2 separate regions of the Mus musculus genome follow, and region 2 is linked to region 1. Evidence: chromatin loops called from intact Hi-C (ENCODE). Cell type or tissue: heart. All regions are shown on one strand.

Region 1 (2,500 bases):
AGGGGTGAGGCCTTCCAGGGTCAGACCTAAAGTCCAAGTTTATGTCCCCCAGATCTGCTAAGAGGGTGATTTACCACCACTCCACCGCACCCCTGAAGTTGACTTTCTCATACAGTTTGCATTGCCCTCCTTTCTCCAGCAAACACTTCTTCCAAGCACTTCCTGTCTTATATTCACAAGTCCTTCTTTTAATGTTCTCTGTGCCTGTGGATACTAGCCATCTTCTGCTTCCTGTTGAGGCCACAGCTCAGATCTGTTTCTCAGTAGAAGCTCAAGAAGACAGGAGAGCCGCAGAGTCCTAGAGCAGCAGGATGGGAGCCCTGCGGCTCAAAGGCAGGTCCTCTGCAGAGACTCCCACTTCACTTCTCAGCACATCCTACACCTAGGAGCAGGATGTACGGAAAGTGGATTTTCACACGATTTGCTGTAGGAGCAGACATAAAATTGCCCCATCCTCAAATACGATATGTAGCACTTTTGTCAGCTTTTATTATCCCATGTGTCTTTGTGGGGCTTCTGATAGAAAGACAGAAGGTTCTATGTTAAGTATTACTAGCCAGCTACCATACCAACATCCAGATGTTTCAATGAAGGGTAATTTTACATGTTTCTTACTCATTATTCATTCATTCATTCATTAATTCATTCATTCATGTCTGCTTCTTCTAGTAGTTTCAGATTATTTTACTTCTAACCCAGTACAGGAACTGTCATCTACTGGATGCTGAAAATATGGTAAGTGTTAAGGTAAACCATCACATACAGGACAGAGAGTAGAATGCTATTTTGAAAGCAGATGCTAGTGGTCATCATAAACCCTGCAACATAGTCACAGTTTGAGAGCGATGTAGTAACTATCAGCCAATTTGACACTAGAAGCAGCCAAGACACTAGAAGGATGGGGATTATTTTCCACTGTTTACAAATAAAGAACTTGAGACACAAAATGAAGCTGATACCTGAGTTCCCATTAAGGTTAGGGCCAGGGAGCAGCGCCCCCTCCTGTGCAGGAGTGATAACTTCTGCAACCTTCCTTTCTTGCCAGGTCTAGTCCTGTGGGGAAGGAAGAGAGCTGAAGGGGTGGGGCAGAGTGGTTCTAAAGGTCAGAGGTCGGCCTCAGTTGCACATGCTAGCAGGTAGGCACTGTGTTGCTCTGAGGGAGGCCGATGGAACCTGAGCATGACAGCAAACAGCACCTGGTACAGAGAGAGACACAAGATAAATGTGAAAAGCAATTGTCAAGCAATGATTAATTGAGTTCTTGCCATGCGCTGCTATTTTGTATTCTTCCAGCATCTGTGCAGAGTAGGCACCATTCTTCCCTGCTTGTGGAAAGCAGAATTGCAGTGTCCAGAGGGCTTGTTCATGCCTAAGATTATAGAGCAGTAAGAAGCCATCCAGGAGGCAAATGCCTTCTGCCTGATCCCAAAGCCCCAGCCTTATGCTGAGCTCTAAATAACACAGGCAGAAATGAGGCCAAGTCCGCATTGTCAAGACAGTGAGTCTAGCTACAGATAAGTAACATCTTTCTGGAGTCAGGTTTAAGTGACTAGAAGAACCCGGGTGTGGGGAAATAGTGTGGTCAGCAGAATCCTCCCTTCCCATGGCAGCTAAATGAATTATCCTACCTTCAAAATGCAAAGAAGGAAGACCAGCTCTCATGAGCTGCCAGGGTTCTGGGATCATCTAGACCTACATTCCAGTATTGTTCTCCTTTGTACATATTTGCTCTGTGACTTTGGGTAGTGACTAAGTGTCTCTGGGCCTTAGCATTCTCCTCCATAGAACAGAGATAATGACATGGCCTGGTCGTTGTGAGGGTAGGATGAGAGTACCTGGCATGATGCCAGACATAGTAGGAGCGATTTGAAACCAGGATCCTGCTCAGTTCCAGGCCCTCCTCCTAGGCAAAGCTTCCCTCCTAAGGGAGCCTTCATTTCCTCTTTGTGAAAGGAGATGTGAATCTGTGGTTCACAACACACAGGGATGCTATAGATTAGACAGAACTAAAGGACAGAAGTGCCACTGGATCTAACCTAGGTATACAAGTAGTAGAAGAACCTACTACAGCAGGGGATGGGGGCAGGGATAGGGGAAGGACTTGGTGTGTGTGTGTGTGTGTGTGTGTGTGTGTGTCAGGACCAGTGTCTGGTTCAGTCTAGTTTCTGTAGTCAACATGGTAAGTAGCTTTGGGTGGTTTCTTTTGCCTTTGGGTCAAAAGCACGGGGCTGGCTAAGGGCAGTCTGTGCACTCTGTGCTTCTCACCACTGTACCCCAATAGCTTCTCTTGCCTTACCTCCTGGTCACTCACTCCCTGCGTTTATCACAGCCTAGCTGGTCAGCTCAGGCCATCTTACTGATGCTTCATGCTTCTTTGAGCTTTGTTCCATGGAGTTTCCCTTGAAGTTGCCTCAAGCCCAGTGGCCATTCTCTGCCCAGGGCCCAACTAAAGACACCCCTAAATTAGCCTAGATAGCCTGGAGTACAGGGGAGGGAAAGC
Region 2 (2,500 bases), 79 kb before region 1:
TTTATTATTATTGTGAGGACTAGCAACAAGAATGTGTGTATGTGGAATATGAGCATAAAGAGTACAAGAGAAAACAAAATCTCTCACCTATGCAAGAAACTCAGAATCATAATAAACATTTCAGTGCACTTGTTTTGTTACAGGTTAAATTTATTTAAATGAGTTTTTAAAAACATAGCATTTCGTTAAATCTACCACCTCCTTTATGCATGCCTTTATGAGAATACTTTTCTCACTATAACCTCATTATTAAGCTTTCTTAATGCTCTCAGACTAGAATGAAAGATTACAAGTAGCAGAAAAAATGGGTTATTCAGACAGTAATTTAATATTGACATAGGATCCAACTGAGATTCAAGTTCTAATACTTTAGTAAATACTACAAGGTCCTAGGTATCTATTCTTTCTATAGACCACCAAGCCTACAATATAACATGGAGTGTGTGCTCAGAAAAATATTAGTTACTTGAATAAAAGAATAAGTGGAAGAATGGATGTATGTGAAATTCTGTTTATCCTTCCCCCAAAATTCACCAATCTCTCTCTGACAAATACCCTGGTATTGAGCTAGACAATTGGAATATAAATAGCTCAGTTTCCCTGTAAGCATACAATACAGAACAAGTACAACTCTCAGCCTTCTTTCTCTGGAAGGTGTGGTTTGTCTGCAGGAACCAACCTTTCCAGGTTCTCATCTGTGATTTTGGAAACAGAGAAGGGACTGCTGTTCTGCCCAGTTTGGCTCCTGAACTCAACTGACTCCAGAAAGTCCGGCCTCTGCTCTGGCTCCCTAGAGCCCTCCATCCTTGTTTCATTCCAACTGTTCCAGCCCAGAATCAACAAGTAGTGGAGGCGATTCCTCAATGGAGAAAGACCACAGGGAAGAGGGGTGCCGCTGCTCCCTTAGGATAAAAACAGCCCTGGTCTAACCCTCTGGTATCCCAGCAGCTGGTTCAACTGGAAACCTCAGATTACTCTAGTTCTGGCCAAAAACTGGTTTGGCAGCTCTAGGGGAATGTTTCTGGCTCACTGACCCTCACAGCAGGTGCTGGCAATTTTGCAAAAGAAAGAGAAAAGGGGGAAATGGGTTTGGAGGGTGGACTGAAGGAACGGAGGCGCTTAGCTAAATTCGAAACACTAAACTATTGAATCCGCCCGAAAGCGACTTTTAGCAGCGCTCCTCCTATCCTCTAACGCTACTATCATATATGCTCTTTCCCCACCTTACTGCAATCGCACTCCGGCTGTGATTGCTCGGGTCTGACTTCGCAAGTGGCGGTGTGCTTCAAAACCCCCTCATCCGCCCCTCGCCCGGCTCTCTCCACTCCCCTCCCTTTTCCGCGCCCAGGCGAGAGCAGCCGATTGGCAGAGCGGGGCTTTCAGGAACAATAACAGTGGGGGGAGCCGGGGCCCCGGGGAGCCTCCCCGCCCCCGGCCCGGCTGCGGCTCACGCCCCTCTAGGGGTCCCCACCTCCGCACCGCCCCACGGGCTGACCGGCGCCCGGGCCCGCCCCCGGCGCCCACCATGTACGCCTTTGTGCGGTTCCTGGAGGACAACGTCTGCTACGCGCTGCCCGTGTCGTGCGTGCGCGACTTCAGTCCCCGCTCGCGACTGGATTTTGACAACCAGAAGGTGTACGCGGTGTACCGGGGCCCGGAGGAGCTGGGCGCCGAGCCCGAGAGTCCCCCGCGTGCCCCTCGGGACTGGGGCGCGCTGTTGCTCCACAAGGCCCAGATCCTGGCGCTGGCAGGTGAGCGAGCGGGCCGGGAGGGGCGTTGGGACCGGGCGGACCTGGGGCTGGTTCCGGGAGAGGCCGGGCGGCTGGGGCCAGGGAGCCACCGCTTGCTCTTGCCTCCCGTTCCGACTCCTTGGGCTTTCTTTTGGGTACCAGGTGTCTCTAAGAGGCCAAACCAGTTAAAAAGACCTGAGGGTCCCCTTTGTCTTCCTTGCTTCTCTGACACTCCTGCGCCTTGCTGTCAGTCAGCTTTCTCTACTCTGCTCTCTTCTTTCTGACTCTTTTGTATTCCCCTTGGCTCTTCATTTTCTGCTTCTCTAGCTGCCTACTCTAGCTGTCATCTCTCCCATCTCTCACCTTCACCTCTCTCAGTTACTTCCCTCTGTGTTGCTTTCCATCTTAAGTTTCGAAAACTGTACCTCCCTCTCTCCCTTTAAGGCCCTTGGCGTCTCCTTGGAGCAAGAAGCAGTGTTAGGTCCTTTTGATGGGGGCCCTTTTTCACAGAAGGAATCTCTGACACTGTTCCATCTGGGCCATCATTAGGACAAGGAGACCAAACCTCAGTGTACTGCCCAAGGGGCACAGGTGAGGAGGTGAAGGGCCTTAGGTAGCCTCATCTCCACCCCACTTTATGCATCTCCCAGAAGGCTCCTTGAGAGAAAGATGGTACAAACAGTTTCTAGTTCAGGTGAGGGCCTGACCTCCTAACTCTGATCACACCTGGGGGTGGGGAAGAGGGAAAGGAGACAGGCTGACAGGCAGGC

The links. A loop is a pair of places that touch in the nucleus more often than their neighbours do. Peaks named below come from ENCODE experiments on the same cell type or tissue, not always from the same donor. Only the 100,000 strongest peaks of a DNase experiment are listed, where the experiment ranks them.
Region 2: a loop joins it to region 1, with 2.0 times the contacts of the local background. A loop is called at or near these places in 4 of 42 quality-filtered maps.

What each region holds. Positions count from the first base shown.
Region 1 is chr4:111,492,870-111,495,369 of GRCm38, forward strand. All of the region lies in intron 6 of Agbl4 (ATP/GTP binding protein-like 4), which reads left to right. Among named protein-coding and RNA genes, the nearest start is that of Bend5, 79 kb to the left of the region's middle. In heart, a CTCF peak has its summit at 1,002 (motif pointing left); no DNase peak of the experiment used is centred here.
Region 2 is chr4:111,413,650-111,416,149 of GRCm38, forward strand. The region is part of intron 6 of Agbl4 (ATP/GTP binding protein-like 4); the gene reads left to right. Bend5 (BEN domain containing 5) reads left to right here and starts at 1,357. Exons shown (of 6, transcript NM_026279.3): 1 at 1,357-1,751. The coding sequence starts at 1,526. In heart, no CTCF peak of the experiment used is centred here; DNase peaks (open chromatin) are centred at 832 and 1,352; H3K4me3 peaks cover 2,003 bases; H3K27ac peaks cover 1,848 bases.